Linked DNA regions of Homo sapiens: all the other regions are linked to region 1. Evidence: chromatin loops called from intact Hi-C (ENCODE). Cell type or tissue: PC-9. All regions are shown on one strand.

Evidence for each region. Hi-C counts contacts between places; a loop is a spot of excess contacts. Peaks named below come from ENCODE experiments on the same cell type or tissue, not always from the same donor. Only the 100,000 strongest peaks of a DNase experiment are listed, where the experiment ranks them.
Region 2: a loop joins it to region 1, with 3.0 times the contacts of the local background. A loop is called at or near these places in 22 of 110 quality-filtered maps.
Region 3: it touches region 1 in a loop (4-fold over the local background); 5 of 110 quality-filtered maps call a loop at or near these places.

What each region holds. Positions count from the first base shown.
Region 1 is chr22:38,293,668-38,301,667 of GRCh38, forward strand. It overlaps TPTEP2-CSNK1E (TPTEP2-CSNK1E readthrough), which reads right to left. Exons shown (of 15, transcript NM_001289912.2): 9 at 7,057-7,285; 10 at 6,228-6,398; 11 at 5,119-5,267; 12 at 675-867; 13 at 442-581. CSNK1E (casein kinase 1 epsilon) reads right to left here. Exons shown (of 11, transcript NM_152221.3): 5 at 7,057-7,285; 6 at 6,228-6,398; 7 at 5,119-5,267; 8 at 675-867; 9 at 442-581. Among named protein-coding and RNA genes, the nearest start is that of CSNK1E, 20 kb to the right of the region's middle. RefSeq lists enhancers at 4,652-5,852, 5,735-6,408. In PC-9, a CTCF peak has its summit at 4,824 (motif pointing right); DNase peaks (open chromatin) are centred at 5,174, 5,804, 6,264 and 6,694; H3K4me3 peaks cover 1,615 bases; H3K27ac peaks cover 7,564 bases.
Region 2 is chr22:38,349,575-38,357,574 of GRCh38, forward strand. All of the region lies in intron 4 of TPTEP2-CSNK1E (TPTEP2-CSNK1E readthrough), which reads right to left. It also overlaps the pseudogene TPTEP2. Among named protein-coding and RNA genes, the nearest start is that of CSNK1E, 36 kb to the left of the region's middle. RefSeq lists a silencer at 3,628-3,867. In PC-9, CTCF peaks have their summits at 3,735 (motif pointing left) and 3,949; no DNase peak of the experiment used is centred here.
Region 3 is chr22:38,215,733-38,223,732 of GRCh38, forward strand. MAFF (MAF bZIP transcription factor F) reads left to right here. Exons shown (of 3, transcript NM_012323.4): 3 at 1-775. It overlaps TMEM184B (transmembrane protein 184B), which reads right to left. Exons shown (of 9, transcript NM_012264.5): 9 at 3,559-5,978. The coding sequence ends at 5,737. Among named protein-coding and RNA genes, the nearest start is that of SNORA92, 5.0 kb to the right of the region's middle. RefSeq lists enhancers at 2,474-3,673, 2,946-3,797, 7,011-7,511. In PC-9, a CTCF peak has its summit at 7,741 (motif pointing right); a DNase peak (open chromatin) is centred at 3,019; H3K27ac peaks cover 3,858 bases.

The DNA of each region.
Region 1 (8,000 bases):
ACTACAGATTCCCCCTTCCCAAGTGTCCCCATCCAAACATAGCCCCAAAGAGGATGGGACCTCACTGCCCCTACACCCCATGCTCTTGCCAATGCTCACAGGGGCTCCTGGGGGCTCCCTGATGTCAGGGAGCAGCAACACCTCATCTCTGAGCCCCTGCTGCCCACCCTGGCTGGGCCCCTGGCAGCGAGGACTGGAGCCCAGCTGTGCCACTTGCCAGGGAATGTTACTGCCCTGAGCCTTGGTGAATGACTTTGCTCAAGAGGGCTCATCAGACCTCAGAGGATTAAATGAGGCCAAGTCCTGGCTCTACAGAAGGGGTTCACTCCAAGGCAAGCAGCGTCGATGGAAAGGGAAGAACAGAGCCACGGCCTGACCTCCCACTGGGGGGTCTCTAACTCAGTTCTGAGGCCCAGAGGGACTGGCAGGGGGGCAGCTCACCTGTGAGGCTGGGATCCGGGAGACCTCTTGCCGCCCAGTGAGGTCTGAGGAGGAGACGTTGGCGGGCGCACCCCTGTGCAGCCTCATACTCACCTTCCTCTCCCGGTCGACCCGCGAGATCGCTCTGGGAGAAGTATTGCCTGGAGGGAGAGTGGGAAGCCACCCTCAGAGTAGGCACAAACAGAGCCCCCCACCCACCCTGAACCCAGCCCACTGCCTGAGTCCCTGCTCACCAGCCGGCTGGATGCGGGAGGCTGGCGTGGAAGCCACGGGCTCGGCGGCACTGCGGAGCCGGTTGGCAGTGGCCCCCGTGGGTGGGCCAGGGGGCAGGGCTCGGGTCGCGGACCCCCGTAGCTGCCCCATCCTCTCCTCGCGTTCGTGTTCTCGCCGCTCCCGGTCCACATCCTCGGGATTCCGGGCTGCACCCTGCAGGGATGCAAGAAAAGACACCAGTCAGCCCCAGAGGCCAGGGTGCTCTGGGCCCAGCAGCCCTGCAGGGCACAGAAGGGGAGGGAGGCCAGGTGGATATCTCAGAAACCTTCTGCTCCAGCCTCCCTGACAAGCGCGGGAAGCCAAGACCCACAATCACACAGCACAGAGACACGAAGCCACACAACCACCAGAGGAAGGAGAAAGCAGGAGTCTGGGGGCAGAGGGAGGTCAGTCTGCCCTGCTCTCCTGGGATGGAGCCAGAGAAAGGACAACTAATGCGCCCAGGATGATCAAGAGCACCTCTTGGCCCTCCTGACCTGGGGCTGGGCCTGCCCTGGCCCCCCTCTGTGTACCAAGAGCCCTTAACTACTCAAGGTTGCTAAACCGAGCAGGAAAGCTGTTTAGAGGCCTCTAGCAGACTGGCTAGGGGTGTCCAGAGGGGGAAAAGAACAGGCCCAGAGTCACAAAACTAGTGGAAGGCTGGGCTAGGACTCAGACCAGCTCTCCCGGTACCTAGCCAGGGGCTCTTCTCATCAGGGAGCTGTCCTTCCCCCTGCCGGGACCTGGCAATGGCTTCTGGCAGGTGCAGTGGAGGCCACAGCCAGGAGGCCCAGGGAACCCACAGACACCGCCTGCCTTGGGACAGAAGCTCAAGGGGAGCTGGAGAAGAAAATGGGGCCACGTTCCCCACGGAGGAAGAAGAGGCCCAGCAGGCAAAGCTGGAGCAGAAGGGGTACCCTAAGCCCCCAGGTGCCCTGCTGTCCAGCCACTGCCGCCCCTGGTGCAGGAGGAAGTGAGAAGGGGCCAGAGAAGAGCATATGTGGGGGCAGCGCCCGACTGCGTTACCTAGTTCATCCTGGGGCCGTCCACAGGGAAGGGCAGGGGGCTGGCAGGAAGGGGGCCGCATCTGTGGAGGAGAGAGCTCTGGGCTGAGTTGGGGGCCTGCTCATGGGCACAGGGTGTGGTTCCTGCAACCCATGTCTCTCCCAGGAGACTGGCCAAGAGGTGGGGGTGGGCCCTGTCTTTAAGCAACTCCAGGAAGTAGTGGCTAGGACCAGAATGATCCCTGAATCTTAGTGAGGCACCAAGGCCCAGAGAGGCCTTGTGACCTGCCCGGGGTTGCACAGCTCAGGGCAGAGCTAGGGTCTGAACCCAGGCCTCTGCCACCTAGTCCCACTCTGCTCTCTGCACCCCAAGAGGTCACTGTTCAGAGTCTTGCCTTAGAACACTCTAGAAGATGCATCTTCCCATCCTCCCACCCAGAAGCCTCTCAGGCAGGCCTGGGACCACCGGGGCTCTAACTCCTGACCTCCGGTCCTCACCCTGGGCTCCCACTCGGTTGCAGGCTGGCCAACAGTGACTCAGCCAGAGCCACAGCAAAGCCTGGGGAGGAACACGAGCTGTGGCACCTCCGTGCCGAACCTTCTGCGGGCAGAGTCACATCAACCCTGTGAGGCAGGTCAATCTCATTTCCATGCTTGGGATACAGAGGCTGAGTGACTCACTCCAAGGTGTGGAGCCCTGCAGCCAGCAGCCAAGCAGAGGGCTGGAGCCCCTGCCCTTTGTGAGCCCAGCAGGCTCAGGCCATTGCCAGCCCCGAGGCAAGAAGTGGGCGACTCTCCATGGTCCCATCCAACCCATAGGACGCAAGAAACACACAGCAGGGAGCTCTCTTGGCCTTTATTGCCCATAGAAAACATAAAAGGTCAGCAAAGTCACACGAGCATCCACCCGTCATCATATGGACCTCTGTCCTTGGCTGTGTTGAATTCCTTCCCGGCCAGCTGACTGGACCTCGGAACACAGTGGCTGTATGTGCTGAGAGTGGCTTCCAGGCCCCAGGGATCCACAGATCCCAGCACCCCGGTGCAGCCAACAACACAGGGTGTCCTGTCTACTGTTGGGTAGCATGGGAAGGGCCTGGCCTCAGGGTGAAGGTTCCCATTGCATGTTTTCCAGGTGCTTCTGCCAGGGGACTGCTGGAGGTGGTTCAGCTCACTACAGTGGCCGTGGCATTGAGTCAGAGATTGGCAAAGGATAAGGCTGTGGGTGCCTCTGCCCAGCTTCTAACTCCAGGGCCTGCCTCAAGAGGGACTTCCAGGAAGGCGGTCAGACCAGCAGCAGTGGGTGGAGAGGTGCTCCTGGCCTGGTTGGAAAAGAGATCTTGCTGGCTAGACAGTCTTGTGAGACTCCATAAGGGAGGAACCTAGAGCAGTGATGTCCACAGAACGTTCTGGATGAAGGAAATGGTCCCATCTGCCTTGCCGGATGTGGTGGCCACTGGAGGGCAGTGGCATGATCTCAGCTCACTCCAATCTCTGCCTCCTGGGTTCAAGCGATTCTCCTGCCTCAGCCTCCCAAGCAGCTGGGATTACAGGAACACACCACCATGCCCAGCTAATTTTTGTGTTTTTAGTAGAAATGGGTTTCACCATGTTGGCCAGGCTGGTCTTAAACTCCTGACCTCAAGTCATCCGCCCTCTATGGCCTCCCAAAGTGCTGGGATTACAGGCATGAGCCACCAGGCCTGGCCGACATTTCCAGTCTTGATTAATTTTAATTCATTAAAAATGTGTCGCATGTGGCCAATGGCTACCATCTTGGACAGTGTCCGTCTAGAGAATACAAAATCCATTCTTGCAGTTGTGCTGAGCTGGAGGGCCAAGCCCATCACGAACCAGACGTGGGAGTGACTATCTCGATAAGAAAGTGCCCAGTGCCCAATGCCCTGTGGTGGAAAGAGCTGGTCCCAGGTGCTCAAGGCCATGGGCCCCATTTGGAGCCAGAAGGTCTAGGGTGAAGTCAGAGAAGACGTCCCCTGCCCATATCCCATTTCCAGCCTTGCTGAAAAGGGCAACAGAGGCCTCTCCCTGAGGTCCCTAGCCTGCGAGACCCCCATTCTCTGCCTGACCTCTGTGTTACTCCTTAGTGAACAAGAAACCCAGAGAGAAGAGAAGCCCAAGACCAATGTGCCGACCTTGGCTTCCAGGAGAACAGAGCCTTGGTCCTAACCATCTAGCAGGGTGGCTGAGGGCCCTGCCATGAAAGAGGCACACCAGGATGAAGCAAGAGGAGGTGTTTAATGAGTTCTGGTTCAACACAGAGGCCGCCAACGGGGTCTAGCTATGAGTCTGTCCTGGGACCCGTTCCCACCAGGCCCCTTGTGGGCAGTGGCCACCATCCCTCCCTCAGGCTGTCCTGGCCCTCAAGGACCCCATGGCAGGGCCTTTTCCACCATGGCCTCCACTGTGCTGCCATCTCTTGGGAACAGGGGGTCATCCCATCCTCCCAAGAAACACTTCCTCAGGCCTGGCCCCGATGGGCTCAGGCACACCTGGCGACATCAGAAATGGGGCCCTGGAGTCCAGACCACAGGCCAGTAGTTTTGGGGGGACAGCTCCTCCACCTCCTCCACCGGCCTATCTGGGGGGCTCTGGGTGCCCAGGGGAGCCGGGCACCTGAAAGGGACAAAAAGCACAGCTGAGGCTCAGCCTCTTGCGCTCACTGGTCAAGTGGCAAATTTTGGAAAAGCCAGACCTCAGAGGATCCTTACCAGTACGTGGGTGAGTACGTGGGCCCAGCACAGGGACAGGGGCGGGGACAGAAAGGTCCCTTCGCTGTCATGGGGCTGTCACGGGGCTGAGCCTGGCTCGAGGAAGCCCCCTTTTCCAGAAGAGATGTGAAACAAGACATACAATTTCACAGATTCCAGAGCTCTGGGTACGGCCGGCCAATGCTGCTCCCCACCCAACCCCACCCCTGGGACTCTTAAAAGAGGGAAACAGAACAACTGCCTAGCCAGACCCAGGGGCCCATGACCAAGAAGAAAGCAAGCACCATGACTGGGTCCAGGCTGGCCCGAGGGGCCATGGTGCAGGTAGCCACCTGGGATGTGCAGAACAGGAGCAGCAGGACGGTGTAGGCAGCAATCAGGGCAGCAGGGGGCGCCGCCAGCACCACCCATGCCCTGCTGCGGGCACCCAGGAGGGACCCCAGGTGAAGCCAGATCCTCCTTGTTCCGACGGGAGACAGCGCCCTGCCTGGGCCCTGCTGCCCATGGTGGCACAAGCTGTCAGCACGGATGAGGCTGGAGGGCTCTGGGACCCCAGTGAGGTCAACCACACTGTCCAGCTCGTACCTCCCGTCTGTCGGGAGCCCCTCCCGCCACCAGCTCACTCTGGCCCTCTGAGTCAGGGCCTTCCCCATCCAGTCCCCCAAGCCCGCCTTGGCCTCCAGGTGACTCACGAATTTCAGCATGTTCCAGTCAAAGACGTAGTCATAGGAGAAGCCCTGCCGGTGGAAGAGGTTGCGGAAGAGCTGACGTAGGTAAGAGTAGTCGGGCTTGTCGTCAAACCGCAGGGAGCGGCAGAAGTTGAGGTATGTTGAGAATTCGGCTGGAGGGTGTTGCAGAGGATAGAGAAGGCCACTGTGAGGCCCACGCTCCCAGACCCCCTGCAGCCAGCACTGTCCTAGCCACCCACTGTCCCTAGATACTTCCAATCTGTGAGAGGCAAGAAAAGGAGGCAACAGAGCCATGGCCTTCCCTATCCTACTGTGATGAAAGCCTAGCCTGCCCGTGAGCAGAGCCTCTGCTGCTTTCAGAGCAAGGGAAGACCTGCGAACAGTGGCCAGGAGCCTCTGCCAGGTAGCCGGATCCAGGAGCCATCCATGCCCACAGCTCTTCCGCTGCCCTCGCCAAGCACCCTGGGGCCCACAGATCAATCGTTGCCATAAATTCAAAGGACTGCAAGAGCCTGACGGGACCTTCTAACACAACCTAAGCAAGAAGAGGAAAACTTCCAATTCCTCCTCAAAAACACTGGGGAGAGGGCCCTTGGGAGATGAGGCAGGAATGTAGGCCGGGAAGCAACAGGTGTAACAGCCAGGACAGGGAAACCGGGCCTTCTGGCTGTGCCAAGGAGTGGCAAAGAGCCAGGGATTACTGCTCAGGTGCCAAGGGCTGTGGGGCAGCCCAGTGTGGGCTTTGTTGTTGTTGTTTTTGAGATGATGTCTCGCTCTGTCACCCAGACTGGAGTGCAATGGTGCAATCTCGGCTCACTGCAACCTCCGCTTCCCAGGTTCAAGCAATTCTCCTGCCTCAGCCTCCTGAGTAGCTGGGATTACAGGTGGGGCTAATTTTTGTATTTTTAGTAGAGACAGGGTTTCACCATGTTACTCAGGCTGGTCTCGACCTCCTGACCTCATGATCCACCTGCCTTGGCCTCCCAAAGTGCCAGGACTGCAGGCGTGAACCACCGCGCCTAGCCCCAGCGTGGGCTTTGTATGGCCTCACCTTTCCCTTAGACAGTGCCTCAGGGGCCCCCAGGCATGTCCCCTCCCACTGGGCTACTCACAGGGATAGCCTTTGCAGAGGACCTCGATGGGCGTTGACATCTTCTTCTCGCTGATCCGTTCATACTTCTGGCGCTTGGTGGCTGCTTTGAGCCCCTGCCAGGGCAGGGAGCCCAGGTTGAAGTACATGAGCACGTAGCCCAGGCTCTCCAGGTCATCTCGACGGCTTTGCTCTGCACAGAGAGTCAAAGACTAGGTGAGGGACAGGGGTCCACTCAGGCCCCTAACTCATCCTCTGGGTCATGCTCCTCACAATGCACCAGGACCCTCCTGCCCCCACGTCGGATGTTGCTCACTGCACGCATTTTAAACAGGCACTGCTATTATCCTCCTCCTACAGAGAAGAAGCCTGAGGCAGGGCCTTCTCAACTTAATTTGGGCCTAGTTTTTCCAGTTCAGGCACTTAATCATTCAATGACTATGAGAGGGCACCTACTGCCCCCTTGCCTGGCCCACCCCGTGGAGAGGTCACAAGCTTCAGCATCAGACAGGGCCGGGGTCAAGTCCAGCTTTGGCATTAGCTAAGCTGCATGACCTTAAGCAACCCATGTTAAACCTCTGAGCCTGTATCTTCCAGCCTGCACCAACAGGGCGGAGGAGGAAGCAGGGCCAGGGAAGGCGCCCGGCACACACAGCTTGGCTTACGAAGGGGAAGACCCGACTGTGCAAGGACACGGAATAAGCACGAGCTTGGGGGCAGACGGGGTGGGGACTTTCTCACTAGAAAAGAGCCTGGGGGCCTCCATCAGGGTAGGGGGTGAGAGGGCTCCAGAGAGCTGGGCCCCAGCCAGTGGCCCCGGGTGCACACTGCTCCAGGCCTGGCTCCCTCACCAATGCCCAGGTGCGTGTTGATGGAAGCGTAGCGGGCCGTGCCGGTCAGGTTCTTGTTTTCCCGGTAGGGAATGTGCTGGTGGGTGCGGGCGTCCCGGTACTTCTTGGCCAGGCCGAAGTCGATGATGTAGACCAGGTTGCCCTTCTTCCCCAGCCCCATGAGGAAGTTGTCGGGCTTGACGTCCCGGTGGATGAAGTTCTTGGAGTGGATATACTCGATGCGGCTGATCTGGGGAGGAGGGGGGCCATTTGTTCAACAGAGGGGCCCTTGCCTAGCACTCTGGGCCAGGCAGGGGCTGGGGCCACAGAGGTGGAAAGGCAGAGGGAGAAAGGCCTGCCTTCGACCATGAAGGATAACTAAGGGGCAGGCCAGAGAAGGCCTCCTGGAAAATGTGACATCAGGATGAACTCTAAAGGGGGAGTTCACCAAGTTGGCTGTGAGACAGAGAAAGAGAGTATTGCAGGAAAGCTAATGGGAAGATCCAGAAATGAAGAGTCTGCTAGAAAGGCAACTGGTTCCCCATGGAAGGCTTGCCTGCCCGGCCCCACACTCACAGGACTTAGGGAGCCAGAGAGGCAACAGATGTGGGCGAGGGGCAGGCAGGGAACATGGGGGAAGCCTAGACCAGGAAGAGGTGACAGAGGCAGAACACAAAAGACAGGGCTTCCGAAGGATGCCAAACTCAGACAGGCACATGGCCCTCTTTCCTTTGATATTTTTTTTTTTGAGATGGAGTCTCGGTCTGTTGCCCAGGCTGGAGTGCAGTGGCAAAATCTCGGCTCACTGCAACTTCTGCCTTCAGGGTTCAAGTGATTTTCCTGCCTCAGCCTCCCGAATAGCTGGGACTATAGGCACGCGCCACCACACCTGGCTAATTTTTTGTATTTTTAGCAGAGATGGCGTTTCACCATGATGGTCAGACTGGTCTCAAACTCCCGATCTC
Region 2 (8,000 bases), 56 kb after region 1:
CACTCCTGGACTCAAGCAATTTACCCACCTCAGTCTCCCAAAGGGCTCGGATTAAAGGCATGAACCACTGCACCTGGACTCTTTAATTTTTTAAGTAAAAATTATTTATTTACTCTGGAGACAGGGTCTTGTTCTGTCCCCCAGACCGGAGTGCAGTGGTGCAATCATGGCTCACTACAGCCTCAACCTCCTCCTGTATAGCTGGACTACAGGCGCACGTTACCACACCTGGCTAATTTTTTTTTTTTTGAGACGATGTTTTGCTCTGTCGCCCAGGCTGGAGTGCAGTGGTGCAATCTCGGCTCACTGCAAGCTCCACCTCCCAGGTTCACGCCATTCTCCTGCCTCAGCCTCCCGAGTAGCTGGGATTACGGGCGCCCGCCACCATGCCCGGCTAATTTTTTGTATTTTTAGTAGAGACGGGGTTTCCCCGTGTTAGCCAGGATGGTCTCGATCTCCTGACCTCGTGATCCGCCCACCTCGGCCTCCCAAAGTGCTAGGATTACAGGCGTGAGCCACTGTGCCCGGCCCACACCTGGCTAATTTTTAAAAAATTTTTGTTGAGACGGGGTCTCACTATGTTCCCCAGGCGGGTCTCAAGCTCCTAGCCTCAGGGGATCCTCCCACCATGGCCACCAAAGGGCTGGGATTATACATGTGAGCCACCATACCTGGCCAGGAAATAATTTTTAAAATTGCGGTAAAATACCTATCATATAAGATTTGTCATTTTAGCTGGTTTTAAGCGTAGGTTCTGTGGCACTAAGTTTTTTTTTTTGCGGGGGGGAACGGAGTTTCACTCTTGTTGCCTGGGCTGGAGGGCTGGAGTGCAATGTCGTGATCTTGGCTCACTGCAACCTCTGCTTCCTGGGTTCAAGCGATTCTCCTGCCTCAGCTGGTGTTGAACTCCTGACCTCAGGTGATCTGCCTGCCTTGGCCTCCTAAACTGCTGGAATTACAGGCGTAAGCCACCGCACCCGGCCAGCACTAAGTATTAATACATCCACACTGCTGTGCTCCTCCCCCTACTGCCCGCCCCATCTCCAGAGCTTACAGGGAACCACACAACCAGTTCCTTTCCTGAAAGCTCAGAGGACAGGCTGCCTCCTCCAAGGAGTGATCCTGACTTCCCAGGCAGAGAATTTCTGCAATAAGCATTAGGCCTCCCCTGTCCCCAGATCCCTGCCCAGAACCCAAACACGGGTGGAGCCTCCACAGGGCTTCCCACCCAGCCTCCTGCTTCCACAGAACAGGATTCACTCTGGCCAGAGGAGGAAATTCTTTGAACTTCTTTGAAGTCCATGATGGTGATGATGATGATGACGGTGACGGTGATGGTGATGAGAATAATGGTGATGGTGATGATGGAGAGGAGGAGGAATCTCTGGCTCTCCTGCTGATGTCTTTCTCTGACCAGTACAGTCTCTGGAAGGCAGGATCATGTGTTTTCCCACCCTCTGCCAAAGATGGGAGCAGCCTGGGCTGGAATGCAAGGTGGCAGGAGCATACCACAGCTCTGTCACTACGATGGCAACAGCCCCATCCCTGTCCCTCACAATGGCCCTGAGTGTGGCCCTGGTTGTCCCTGCCTGTGTCCTTCCTTGTCCCCCCAACCAGGGAGCTCCTGGAAGACTAGCCTGGGGTGCCCCCTTCACTGGCCCCCCAACATGGCCCCAGATCCAGTGGCTGTAGGGCCTTCCCAGTCTTGCCCTCACTTCCCAGCTGAGGAAGCTGTTCACACAGCCTTCCTGAGGCTGGGCCCCAGGCTGTCCCCAACATCAGCACTGGAACATGGGACCTGGGTGGGCTGAAGGGCCCTCGTTTCTTTTTTTGCTGTGAGTGGGAAGGGCTGGGGAAACTGAGGCACAGGTTAGTGTCTTCATTTGCCCAGGTCACCGTAGAAACCTACTCTCCTTGCTGCTCTCTGGACTCTGGGGCCACATAGGGAGGCGGCCTGCAGGGCCCCTGCCCAAGAGCCAGGTCAGACCGGAAGCTCAGTGCCGGGTGTAGGAGCTGAGCAGACCTGGGCTCAAATTCCAGTCTGCTCACTCCTCTGGTGGTCACAGCGCCTTCCTCACCTGTCAGTGGGGTGCATGATAGTGCAGCCTCTCACACTGGCTGGAGCGGCCAGTAAGGCAAACACCCCAGGTCGGGCCCAGGCTCGAGGCGGGGGCTCAGTGAATATCCCCTCTACCTTCTTTTCCTGCCCGGAGGTCTGAAGGGGGCAGCCCAATGGTATAGACGGGCCTGGAGAGAGGGTGGCTCAAGCCCTGGCCCCGCCTCTGGCCCTCTGTGACCTTCAGTATCTTCGTCGGCCTCTCGTGGCCACTGGGCTGTGTATGCAGGACAATATTCATTCTCAGGGTCTGCAAAGGCCACCCCCAGCCTTGTCCCTACCTCCTGAGGCGGGTGGAAGGGGCTGATGAAGGTCAGCCCAGAGATCTTGGAGTGAAAGGGGCAGAAGGCCCAGGGCTGGCTGCGGTGGACCCTCAGGAGGTGATGAAGCGAGGGTTGTCCCCCGAGTCCAGGGCCTCTGGAGCCTCTCCTTCCTGCTGTGTGCACGGGTCCATAAACAGAAGGGACCGCCAGTTCTGGTTCCATTAGACATCCAAAAAACAGGCTGGGCGCGGTGGCTCACACCTGTAATCCCAGCACTTTGGGAGGCTGAGGCAGGCAGATCATGAGGTCAGGAGTTCGAGACCAGCCTGGCCAACATGGCGAAACCCCATCTCTACTCAAAATACAAAAATTAGCCGGGCATGGTGGTGGGCACCTGTAGTCCCAGCCACTCGGGAGGCTGAGGCAGGAGAATCATTTGAACCCGGGAGGCAGAGGTTGCAGTGAGCCAAGATCGTGCCACTGCACTCCAGCCTGGGCAACAGAGAGACTCTGCCTTAAAAAAAAATCCAAAAAACGTGAGCGAAGGGGTTGCTAAGTCCTTAGACTTAGAGGGAGGCCCCCGGAGACCACTTGGGTGAGAGTCCCAGGCTCAGCTCTGCCCTGTCCTCCATTTGAGGGCTTGGGCAAGTCCCCATACCATTTGGGCCTCAGTTTCCCCATCTGGACATGAGGGTTTCCACTGGCCCAGAGTTGGGCTGGGAGTCAGGTGTGACCTCAGGGGACTCGTGGTGCTCTCCTGGCTCTTGGTCTCCACCTGGGCCTGGACTTTTCTGTGGGACCCATCAGGGACACTCAGCAAACACCCCTTTGCATTTGTTTTATTTATTTATTTATTTTTATTATTTTATTTTATTTTGAGACACAGTTTGCTCTTGTTGCCCAGGCTGGAGTGCAATGGCACAATCTCGGCTCACTGCAACCTCCATCTCCCAGGTTCAAACATTCTCCTGCCTCAGCCTCTCGAGTAGCTGGGATTGCAGGCATGTGCCACCACGCCTGGCTAATTTTGTATTTTTAGTAGAAACGGGGTTTCTCCATGTTGGTCAGGCTGGTCTCGAACTCCCGATCTCAGGTGATCCGCCCGCCTCGGCCTCCCAAAGTGCTGGGATTACAGGAATGAGCCACCGCGCCCGGCTGTTTGTTTTTATGTCTTCTTTTTTCTATTTGTTAATAAAGCTCGCTTGGGGTCAGATTGCTAGGACCAAAAAGGCCCTGGCAGACAGCCTAGTCCATTATATAGACAGAGAAACTGAGGCTCTTGGGGCGAGGCAACCCGCCAGTGCCCTCCGGTCCAGCCCAGGCTGGGACCCGGGAATTCGGGCGGCGCTCGCCTGCTGCCCCCGTGTGGCCGCCGCGGGCGCTGCAGGCGGGTCCTGGTCACGCGGGGCGGGGCTGCTTCTCATTGCCAAGCCCAGGGCGGACGTGGGGAGCACCCATAGGGAGAAGGCCTGCCCTGGCCACCTGAGACTGCGACTCCGAGAAGTGCCCTGAACGAGTTCACCTCCGAAGGGAAACCAGGGACGCTTCCAGGAGGCAGTGTCCTTGGAGCAGGTGGTCGGGAGTGCTCCGGGCGCCCCACCTGGAGGAGTCCAGCCCTGGGACCAATTCTGCGCTGGCCTGAGAACAGCGAGGGCCTCGGAACCCGGCGGAGGGGTTCCAGCGGCTTGGTTGCTGTGGACTCCAGCGAATGCCTTAACCTCTCTGAGCCTCCTTTTTCTCAGCAAGAAATTGGTGTACACACACACACGCGCGCGTGCATACACACACCCTTCACAGGCTGTTGTGAAGATTAAGTTGGTATTCAAAGCATCGGGCCCAGCCCCGGGTTCCAGGTGGGTTGTGTTCAGCCTCTCCCCTCTCCATCCCTCCCTTGCAGGAGTTTGGGCTGGAACTGCTCCTCCCAAAGGTGTCTCCAGGCCCTGTCAAGGCCCAGGGACAGAGCTGGTACTAGCCCTGACCACACAGTGGGAGAGCTTCCTGTGTTTTCCCCTTCCCTTTGATGGGGTCAGGAGGTCTCCATCGAGTGCTAGCCGTCTACACCACCTTATCAACCTCGTCAATGGAGAGGCAGAGGTTGGCTGTGGTCCTGTAATCCCAGCACTTCAGGAGGCCGAGGTGACAGATCACTAGAGCCCAGGAATTACAGACCAGCCTGGGCAACATGGTGAAAACCTCTTTACAAAAAATACAAAAATTAGCCCGGCATGATGGTGTGTGCCTGTGGTCCCAGCTACTTGGGAGGCTGAATTGGGAGGACTGCTTGAGCTCGGGGGTTTGAGGTTGCAGTGAGCCAAGATCGCACCACTGCACTCCAGCCTGGGCAAGAGTGAGACCCTGTCCCCCTAAAAAAAACAAATGAAACCAAAACAAAAGTCAGAGAGGCAGGTCCTGGGCCTTGGGCCCAGCACTGACCAGCAGGAGTACCTGGCTAGAATAGAAACTCCTTGTTTGACTTCATTCTATTTCTTTTCACTTTTACCTTCCATATGTGGCAAGTTGATACTGGTTTCCACTTATGTAGGGATAGGAAGTTTCCTTTTAAAATAAAATTGTTCCAGGCACAGTGGCTCGCGCCTGTAATCCCAGCACTTTGGGAGGCCAAGGCGGGCGGATCACTTGAGGTCAGGATTTCGAGACCAGCCTGGTCAACATAGTGAAACCCCATCTGTACTAAAAATACAAAAATGAGCTGGGCGTGGTGGCACACACATGTAATCCTAGCTATTTAGGAGGCTGAGGCATGAGAATCGCTTGAACCTGGGAGGCAGAGGTTGCAGTGAGCTGAGATCGCGCCGTTGCACTCCAACCTGGGTGACAGAGTGAGACTCAGTTTCAAAAATAAAATAATAAAATTGTTCAAGTAAAAAAAAAGCAAGCTGATTTAAAAACATGTTATTCTATAATTTTAATACAATAGTTTAGAGGTGGGCACTGGAGACAACAAAGGTGACAGTGGAGTGACAAGATCTGAAGCCAGCACTAGAAAGCCTCTACATCCCGCTAATCAGCAGGTGAGGCTGGGCCAGGAGCCTCTCATTCTTTTTTTTTTTTTTTTGAGACAGAGTCTCCCTCTGTCTCCCAGGCTGGAGTGCAGTGGCGCCATCTTGGCTCAGTGCAACCTCCGCCTCCTGGGTTCAAGTGATTCTCCTGCCTCAGCCTCCCGAGTAGCTGGGACTACAGGCGCGTGTCACCACACCCAGCTAATTTTTGTATTTTTGTATTTTTAGTAGAGACAGGGTTTCACCATGTTGGCCAGGATGGTCTTGATCTCTTGATCTCGTGATCTGCCCACGTCAGCCTCCGAAAGTGCTGGGATTACAGGCATGAGCCACTGCGCCCGGCCAGGAGCCTCTCATTCTATGGACTGAAGTCACATATTCAATCCAGCGGGGATATTCTGAGCCCCGCCATGTGCTGGTGCCTGTACCTGCTATATCTCCTCTTTGGTGGGGAGACAAGCCCCCAGCCCAGGCAGGGTCCCCACCAGGCTGGACATAGACCCATTCTGGGTGAATGTGAGGGGAAGAAATTGAGCGTGCCCGGTGGTGGCGGAGCCAGGAACAGGAAGGCCTGGAGCCAGCCTGCGCTCCGCCCATCCAGCAGAGTCTCCACTTGGTGTGGATTTGAAAGTGATCTAACACGTCGTCCTCTCTTGTCACCCAGGCTGGAGGGCAATGGTGCGAACTCGGCTCACTGTAACCACTGCCTCCCAAGTTTAAGCGATTCTCCTGTCTCAGCCTCCCAAGTAGCTGGGATTACAGGCGCCTGCCACTATGCCCAGCTGACTTTTGTATTTTTAGTAGAGACGGGGTTTCACCATGTTGGCCAGGCTGGTCTTGAACTGCTGACCTCAGGTGATCCACCCACCTCGGCCTCCCAAAGTGCTGGGATTATAGGCGTGAACCACCGTGCCTAGCTCCTGACTCTGAATTTATATGCTCCTGATAAGCCATCATTTTCTTACACTTATTCACACATGAGTGCTTAACAATAGAAAAAATGACATACCATTAGTACAGTTAAAAAAAAAAAGTGTTCAGAGAAACTAAGCAGCACAGCAGCGGCATCAGAATCCCTGTGTCAGCTGTTGAACAGTGGAAACACACAGCGGCAGGCGTTCAGTCTCCTGGGATGCTGTGTTTTCATTAAAAGTTTACTGTACACCACATTTTATTTTTTCTTAGGCAAGAAGAAACATCAGAAGCAGCTGAGGGACCAGGAAGCGGGTCCGTTAAGGCTAAGGAGACATTCTGCCGGCCGGCTTTTAAAAATGTTTCCTATGGGCCTGGCGCGGTGGCTCACACCTGTCATCCCAGCACTTTGGGAGGCAGAGGCGGGCGGATCACTAGGTTAAGAGATTGAGAACATCCTGACCAACATGGTGAAACCCCGTCTCTACTAAAAATACAAAAATTAGCCGGGCGTGGTGATGCATGCCTGTAGTCCCAGCTACTCGGGAGGCTGAGGCAGGAGAATCGCTTGAACCTGGGACTCAGAGGTTGCAGTGAGCTGAGATCATACCACTGCACTCCAGCCTGGGCGACTGAGCTGCACTCTGTCTCAAAAAAAAAAAAAAAAAAAAAAAGTTCCCTATGGAGTCATCTGCCTTATTAACAATGGTTTTTGTCTTAGATGACTCCCTGACCTCATCTTCATGTTGTATACCTGCATTTTCACTGCAAACCTGTCACAGAAGGTCGGGTGTGGAATTTTCCACTTTTGGCATCATGTTGGCACTCAAAAAATTTCACATTTTGGAGCATTTCAGAATTTTTGGATTAAGGGTGCTCAGCCTGTAGTCAGATATAGTTGCATAGAGTGAAGGCATTATCCAAATAGATTTTTCAGTGATTGTGCTTTTTAAAAAGCAGACACATTTACATAACAATGAAGAAGTGGAAATCCTTTGCATCTTTAACCAGTCTCTTACTCTCATTCTCCTTCCCTCTTTTATAATCTTCCGTTTCAACTTAGGAAACTTATATTTCTCTATGCCAACTTTGTGAAACCATGCAGAATGGCTGTATCCAAAATTGCATGACAACAAAAAATTGTGAAAATGTCTGTCAAATCCAGTTGTTTAATTCTTTTAAAACTATGAGTATGAAATTATTGTTATTCTACCACTTACTGTTTTGAAAAGAGTTCAAGGTTTTAGCTAGGTTATTTAATTGATGTTAAATCTGAGGGAGTTCCAAAAATGTGAAGAAAAAAAGAACACATAATTGTCCGAAGATTTAAGATCCTGAAATGTGATTCAGTAAACATAGTCATCTGTAGTTTCAACTTGGAAATTAAAAATGAGAAGATAACTCTTATCCTGTTTTGAGGAAAAAAAAAAGCCTATATTTAAAGGTTAATCTACATGTTCACAGAGTAATTAAGATTGTATTAAAATGTCTTTGTTTCTATTTAAAGTTTGTTATTCTATAACACAGTAGTTGCTTTTTTCTATAAGATCTTCAAGGCTGAGGACCCAGGCTCATGCCTGTAATCCCAGCACTTTGGGAGGCCAAGGCGGGCAGATCACTTGAGGTCAGGAGTTCAAGACCAGCCTGGCCGACACAGTGAAACCCCATCTCTACTAAAAATACAAAAAA
Region 3 (8,000 bases), 78 kb before region 1:
GGAGACAAGGAGACAGACCCTGCAGTCCTACTACAGTCTGGAGTGGGGTCCTAAGAAGAAGGGTCCCACCTCAACCCCTGTCAGTGTCCACTGTGGGGTGGGGGCTGACCCCTGCCTTTGATTGTCATTCTCCTGGGAAGCCCAGTCTCAGTCCCTCCCCCAACACTGTCCACACTGCCCCTCCCCACTGTTTATTTATTGCACGGATCTAAGTTATTCTCCCCAGCCAGAGCCCGAGCTCCTGCTCCCTGGGAAAAGTGGCGTATGGCCCTGAGCTGGGCTTTATATTTTATATCTGCAAATAAATCACATTTTATCTTATATTTAGGGAAAGCCGGAGAGCAACAACAAAAAATGTTTAAGCCGGGCGCGGTGGCTCACATCTGTAATCCCAGCACTTTGGGAGTCCAAGGAGGGGGATCGCTTGAGTCCAGGAGTTTGAGACCAGCCTGGACAACATGGTGAAACCCCATCTCTACAAAAAATACAAAAATTAGCCATGCATGGTGGCTCATGCCTGTAGTCCCAGCTACTTGGGAGGCTGAGGCAGGAGGATCACTTAAGCCCAGAAGGCAGAGGTTGTAGTGAGCTGAGATCGCACCACTGCACTCCAGCCTGGGCAACATAGCAAAATCCTGTCTCAAAAAAAAAGTTAAAAAATATTGCCCGGCTCCTAGAATTTATTTATTTCCTGACTTACAGCAAGCGAGTTATCGTCTTCTGTATTTTGTAGACTTTCTAAATAAAGTCAAATTCTTTCTTTTTCCACAGAGAATAAATGTGTATCCTGGACTATGTTTTTTGGCGAGGGGTGTCTAAAATGGGGTTCTGCTTTCAACCCCTTAGGGCTTCTGGTGGCGGGGAGGGCTAGTGCACATCACCAGCTATTGCACAGGGTATGAGGTGGAGGGGAGATGGCGACAGAGACCAGTGATGCTGAAACTTCGATGCTTCCTCTTGGTTGCTTAGAGCACAGGAGCTCCTGGGAAGACAAAGCCATGGGCACAATGAAATTTAGGACTGGATTCTGGCGGAGCATGGTGGCTCACACCTGTAATCCCAGCACTTTGGGAGGCTGAAGCAAGAGGATCATCTGAGACTAGGAGTCCAAGAGCAACCCGGGCAACATAGTGACACCCCATCTCTACAAAAAATAAAAAATAATTAGCCACATGTGGTGGTACACATGCCTATTGTTCCAGCTACTGAAGAGGCTGAGGTGGGAGGATCACTTGAGGCCAGGAGTTTGAGACCAGGCTGGGCAACATAGCAAGACCCCCATCTCTACAAGAAATTTAAAAGTAAGAAAACAGGCCGGGCGCAGTGGCTCACACCTGTAATCCCAGCACTTTGGGAGGCTGAGGCGGGTGGATCATTTGAGGTCAGGAGTTCAAGACCAGCCTGACCAACATGGTGAAACCCCGTCTCTACTAAAAATACAAAAAACAACAACAACAAAAAAAAAACATGGCCCGGGTGCGGTGGCTCACGCCTGTAATCCCAGCACTTTGGGAGGCTGAGGCAGGCGGATCACGAGGTCAGGAGATCGAGACCATCCTGGCTAACACGGTGAAACCCCGTCTCTACTAAAAATACAAAAAACAACAACAACAAAAAAAAAACATGGCCCGGGTGCGGTGGCTCATGCCTGTAATCCCAGCACTTTGGGAGGCTGAGGCAGGCAGATCACGAGGTCAGGAGATCGAGACCATCCTGGCTAACACGGTGAAACCCCGTCTCTACTAAAAATACAAAAAAAATTAGCCGGGCATGGTGGCGGGCGCCTGTAGTCCCAGCTACTCGGGAGGCTGAGGCAGGAGAATGGTGTGAAGCCGGGAGGCGGAGCTTGCAGTGAGCTGAGATCGCGCCACTGGACTCCAGCCTGGGCGACAGAGTGAGACTCCGTCTCAAAAAAAAAAAGAAAAACAAAACAAAAAACAGAAAAACATAGCTGAGTGTGGTGGCGCATGTCTGTAGTCCTGGCTACTCAGGAGGTTGAGACAAGAGAGAATCGCTTAAACCCGGGAAGCAGAGGTTGCAGTAAGCTGAGATCGCGCCACTGCACTCCAGCCTGGGTGACAGAGCAAGACTCCATCTCAAAAAAAAAAAAAAAAAGAAAAGAAAAGAAAAGAAAACAATTAGCCAGTCATGGTGGTGTGGTTGAGCCCAGGAGTTTGAGGCTGCAGTGAGCTATGATTGCACCACTGCACAATCTAGGTGACACAGACCCTGTCTCAAAAGAAGAAGAAATTTAGGGTTAAATTCCCTGGGCATCCCTTTAGTGAACAGACAGTCCCACCCAGAGAGGAAAAAACCCAGATTTCAGAGTAATTTTTCCAGCACTTTCACATTGAGATCTGATTTTCTACAGCCAAGTGGAAACTATCTTCCCCATGTTTCGGAATGCCCAGGGAGGCAGGGAGAGTGGCTTTCCCAGCCCCCACCTGCAGGCCTAAACCATAACCCTGTGTCTTGTCCTAGGCCTCAAACTCACTAATTTCAACCCAATCTGCCAGCCCTTCTGGGGCACCCTGAAGAAGGAGTGGAGTATACTGTGGTCTGTGGGTCACGGCAATTGGGGTTTGAATCTAGGTGTCTGTTCTTAGCTGTGGGATCTTTGGTACTTATTTGGTTTCTTACAGTCTCAGTTTACCATCTGTAAAATGAAGATGCTATGGGGCATTACGTGCGAAAAACCCTGGAGACCTGTGGGGCTGCAGGTTTTAACACTCCGAACACACATTTACAGTGGCACAGACCGAGGTGAGGCCAACTCTATGGCTGGGTATGGGGCTGGCTGGGTATGGGGCCCGCGGGGTAAGGGACCAGTTGGGCGAAGGTGCAGGATTTGAGTCCGGGAAAGGGCCAGATCACGTAGGTAGGCCGTGTCCACGGGGCTTTCTCCCCTTCTCAGGTTGGGGCTCGGTGCTTTCCCTGCCAAGCCCATGACCCTGAAATGCTGAGCTCAGGCCTGCGGGAAGGGCAGCAGGAAGCTGCGGGAGGACGCAGGCTATTTACCCGCCTCGGGAGGCTGGTGGGAATTCCCCCACCCACACCGCATTCCTGAGTGCTCCCGTCAGCAGCAAGCCAGGCCCCAAGAAGGCATGCGGTACCAGAGAGGCCAGGCACTGTGCCCACAGCCAGCGGCCCCCTGCCCCAGGGTCCCTGGCCCTGAGGGTCCCAGGGTGGAGGACAGTCCCAGAGACGCAGGAAGCTCGTCTGAAAGGGGGATCCCAGGAAATCCTGGGAGATGCCTGCAGGAGCGGGGCTGCCAGCATGTGGGCCCCATGGACCTGGTTGACCAAACAGGGAAGGAGCATCGACCGCCTGCGGCCCGGCCGTCCTGGGTTGGGAACTGGCTGGAGGTTGGGGAGACCCTTTGTCCAAGGGGGGCCTGGGCCTTGACCTTGGTCCCTATCAATCCGAACCCCCATCACTGAAAGGTTACACACAGGAAGGAGAGGGTTTCCTAAGCCGCCTGTACCCACAGCCACTCCACCCACCCCAAAGCCAGAGCAGGGGGCAGGGAGGAGGAAGGAAAAACCTCACCCACAGGCAGAGATTTCAATACAATCTATATTATCTCATATATAGATTTCTTCCTCACTTTATTTGCTCACTTCTGTCACGCATTTAAAATGTCACAGAGACCAAAATAGAGTGGCTTTCTGGTGGAACTCATGGCAGTCATACAACAAGATACAAAACTAGGAGACTCTGTCTTCTCATACATCATACAATTAATTTTTCAAGTATTCTTTATGTACAAAGAGCTACTCTACCTGGAAAGAAAATTAAAAAAAAAAAAGACAAGGTAGGTTATGCATCCTAAGGAGGAGGAGGGGATGGAGCGGTCGGGCACATGTTCCCGTCCCCACGACCCCACGGACCGCTGATTCCCTGCCACTGAGCTCCCCCCACCCTCCACGCAAACAGCAACGCTGGGCAGGCGAAAACCAAGGGAGTGGGAATCAGCAGCACTTTGGCCTGGAGGGAGAAGGGAAGCCACGGTGGAGAGACAGCTTGGTGAAAGCAGATGGCGGGGCAGGGCCAGGGCTGGTCCTCAGCCTGTGTCTGCACCCACCCTCCCGGGCAGCTTGGGCCCAACTGCTCCGCCCCCCCAAGATGGAGGGGGAGAGCTGGCCTCTGGCACCCACATGCAGGCCTCTGCCACGAGGAAAGGAAGGAGGCCAGGAAGACGGCTGGGCCCCAACTCTCCTCACAGGTGGCAGGGAGGGAACCTGTTCATTCCAGGAAGGACCAAAAGAAAGAATCCCCAGTGAACACCGGCAGGGTCCCTCTCCCTTACCCTACCAGCTTCTCCAGGTGACTGCAGCCCAAACCCAGGGATAATCTGGGTTTTAAATGCCAGGACACTTTGCCTGTAGGGACACGTGTTGTGACACGAGGCTCTTCCTAAGTCAGGAGCTAGTATAAGCCCAGCCTGCTGGGGGTTCCGGAGGCCCCAGGTCTAGAGGTGTGGAGGGGGAGAGGAGGGGCTTGGTGGTCCTGACCACTCCTGAGGCCTGTCCAAGGGCTCTGGGCCCAGCACTGCAGGATCCTGCGAGTGCCAGCAGCTGAACTAAGAGCCCCAGGGAGCGTGTGGGACAGATGGGGAGCCAGGGAGGGGCGCTTTCATATGTGACTAAGGCACAGAAGAGATGGGCCAGGGGCCAGATGGGGTAGAACACCAGGCCCTGTGTGGATAGGGGCCCCGAGAGGAGTCTGGGACCATTCCCCCCACCTCCCAGCTCCCCACTGTGTGGCCACCCCTCCCGGTCTCCCTGCCGGACTGCCTTCCCCCAGAAGCTGGTCTGAAACGTGGAGACTCAGACCTTTCCCCTGAAACGGGAGGGAGAAGCCCCAAAGAGAGAGAGGACCCAGCATCAGCCTGGGAAGGAGGGCTGGGAGCCCCTGAGCCCTGAAGCAGCCAGGAAGCAAGGGCTCTGCCCAAAGCTATCGAGGAAGGACCCAAGTGAGCCGGCAGTGCGGGCTGTGGGCTGTCCTTGGTAGGCCAGGGGGAAGGGGCATGAGGCAGGCAGAGGTGTGGCCACGACAGGTGGGGATACCCAGGGGCCCAGAAGCCCCTGCTTCAACAGAAGCGGTGCCCAGGGGCCCTGAATGCCCTTCCTGGGTGGGGCCTGTGACTCCTGGTGTCTGGCTCTGATCCTTGCAGCATGCCACAGAGGCCTGGGTCAGGAGGGGAGGACCACAGAGCGCCCACATCCCCACTCCTGCCCGGGGTGAGGTGAATCTAGCACTGGACAAAGGTGGACAGGGGAGGGATGCAGGCGGGAAGAGCCCAGGTCAGACAGGGTATTGCACGGTGTGTGGGGGAGCCACGGCTTGCCGACCTCAGCCTGAGAGTCTCGCGGGGAGGAGGGGCTAGAAGGCTGCAGCCGCTGGTCCACACACAAGCATTGGGGCCTGGGTGCGGCTGGTCCCAGCATGCCCCCAGCACAGGACGGGCAGCAGGGGCATAAGCCTTGCTCCCAGTGTCCTCTGCCCTCGCCCGGGCAGTGCAGGCTGGGCCATGTATAAATATTCCTGAAGGCCCATGGGCGAGCCTGGCTGTCCCCCGTTCCTCTGGAAGTGACATGTGAGTGTTTCTGGTCCAATAAATAAAGGCGGCGTGAGCACTGTGCCAGCTGCCTCCTGGCCTGGTGGTGAGGCTGGAGGTGGGGCACAGCCTGACCGTGGCTATGGCGCCAGCACTTCCGCCACTGCAGCCCGCACCTAGAATTCATCATCAGAGCTGAGCAGGAGAGTCTTCTCGTTGTCGCGGGCGCCACTGAGGCTGTGGGAGCGGGAGAGGCCGTGGGCGCCACCACGCCAGGTGGGCCCAGGCTCCAGGGTGGACTGCTGCGTGTACTGCTGGTAGGCAGGTGAGAAGTTGTGGATGGCGTCCTGCACGATGTCGTGCGGGTTCATGGTCTCCTTGAGGCTGCTGGAGATGCTCTTCATGGGGGCACAGCGGCCTGCCGGGCAGGGAGCGGGAGGGGCAGGTGAGGAGGCTGGGACGGTGAGAGGGAGGTGGCTCAGCCCCTGCCCGTGATCCTGGGACAGACACCCCCCAACCCAAAGCTATGCCCTTCAACCATCCCTTCTGGGACAGAGAATGGGGTCCAGGATATGAGAAGGGGCAGGAAAAAATGGACTTCTTTGGCTGGGGAGCCCCAAGGGGAGGCTGGACTGTGAAGAGGAGCAGACATAAACCCCCACTGGGAGCTGGGCTGGCTGCAGGGAAGGGACCCAGGGTGGAGACTGGCAAGCTATGGGCAGTGAGCCTAGAATGCCCCAGAGAGGCCAGAGCAGGCTCAGCACTGACTGAAGTTGGGGCATGTGGGGCCAGAGGGCCTGGAAGCCAGGGGTGCCCGGTTCCACAGGTGCCAGGCGCGTCCCCCACCACCGGGGGAAGTGCTGTGCTCCCTCTACTCTGGAGATCAGGACCAGGCTGGCCTGCACCCCCAGGGGAGCAGATGCGACTCACTGGCTCCCTCTAAGAGGGCTTCCTCCTCATCTCTCTAATCAACTGTCCCCATCCTCAGGGGCTCAGAGCAGAAAGGTGGCCCAGGACACCTGGATGTAAGGGACGAGCCCACCCCTGGAACCCAGGATTCCTGACTCAGCTTGTGAACTCTTGGAAACATCGTGAAATGCCCCGATATCCCATGAACAGCACTGTGCCCCCAGAAGAAGGCGGGGCATATTCCAGAACGAGAAACGAGGACGGAAGCAGGCAAGCTCTACAGAGGGTGGCCCTTGACAGGTGCTCTGGGCGCTCCCACCCAGGGGGTGCCGGTGGGGAGGAGATGAGGACACGGAGAAGAGCTACAGAGAGACGCATGCCAGTGACAGTGACCAGAACTGACATGCAGGACAGACATGCAGACCAAGAGCGGGACCTACCGTAAGGGCCGTATGTTGGCACTGCCCGCGGCCAAACCCCGGGCAAAAGCAGGGCAAGGGGGGCGGGGAGAGAAGCCAAAGAAATAGAGAAGACAAGAGACAGCTGAGTGAACAATGTGTGCCCACCACCGAGGCCCACCAGCACGACACACCACACACCCTGTCCCCACCCCCCCAGGCCCCACAGGGCACCCAGGAAGCTCCAGGTGCCTCCTGGGGCCTGGCAGGGGGGATATCCACCTAGGGATGACTCCTCCCCTGGTGTTCACGCCAACAGGAAACATCCGTCTGGCGACTGAGTTCCGCCTCCACGTCTAGGTCAGGACGTCCCATCCCCACTTCTTCCCCGGCTAGCCTGGGGCCACATCCACACCTCACATTTTACAAACCTCACAACACTTCCCAGACCAGGACATGGAGGCTCAGAGGGAGGGGTTACAATCGCACAGCTGAGCCAGCTCTGCACCTAAGCCTATCCTGAGGGCTGAGGGTCTGGGCCTGGGTTAGAGGGTAGCAGGGGGCTCAGGACCAGTGGGGAGGCAGAAGAGGGCAAGCAGCTTCCCCGGCCGGGCGTGGGTATGTCTAGAGGGACAGCTCAGGCCAGGCAGCAGAGCCCCTCTGCTGAGCCCCAGTGGTGCAGGAATGGTTCTCTGCCATGGGCCCCCTTGCTCCTTGGGGTGGCCCCAGGCCCCAGGCCCAAGGATGATGTTCCCACGGGCACAGGGTATACCACACCAGGTCCAAGGGACACTGCCCTCAATGCTGGGTGTGTGTTTGCTAGATCCTTCCAACTGGGCCACCAGGTGGCAACCCCTGGCCTTTGTGCACCTGCTCTTTGGGCACAGAGTAGGTCTTCCCCCACCAGGGAAGGCACAGAGGAAGGGGGGCGGGAAGTGGGCCGCGGAGCCCCGCTGCAGGCAGACATTTCTACAGTCCACACCACCCACCACGGAGCCTGTGTGGGGCCTGCAGGTAGGCCCTGGGGAAGTGGGTTTCTTGCCTCCAGCCACTCGGGCAGACAGCTGGCAGCAGCCAGGCTCCTGGGTGGATGTGTCAGAGAAGGAGGCTCCCCTCTCCCCAGTCCCTCCTGC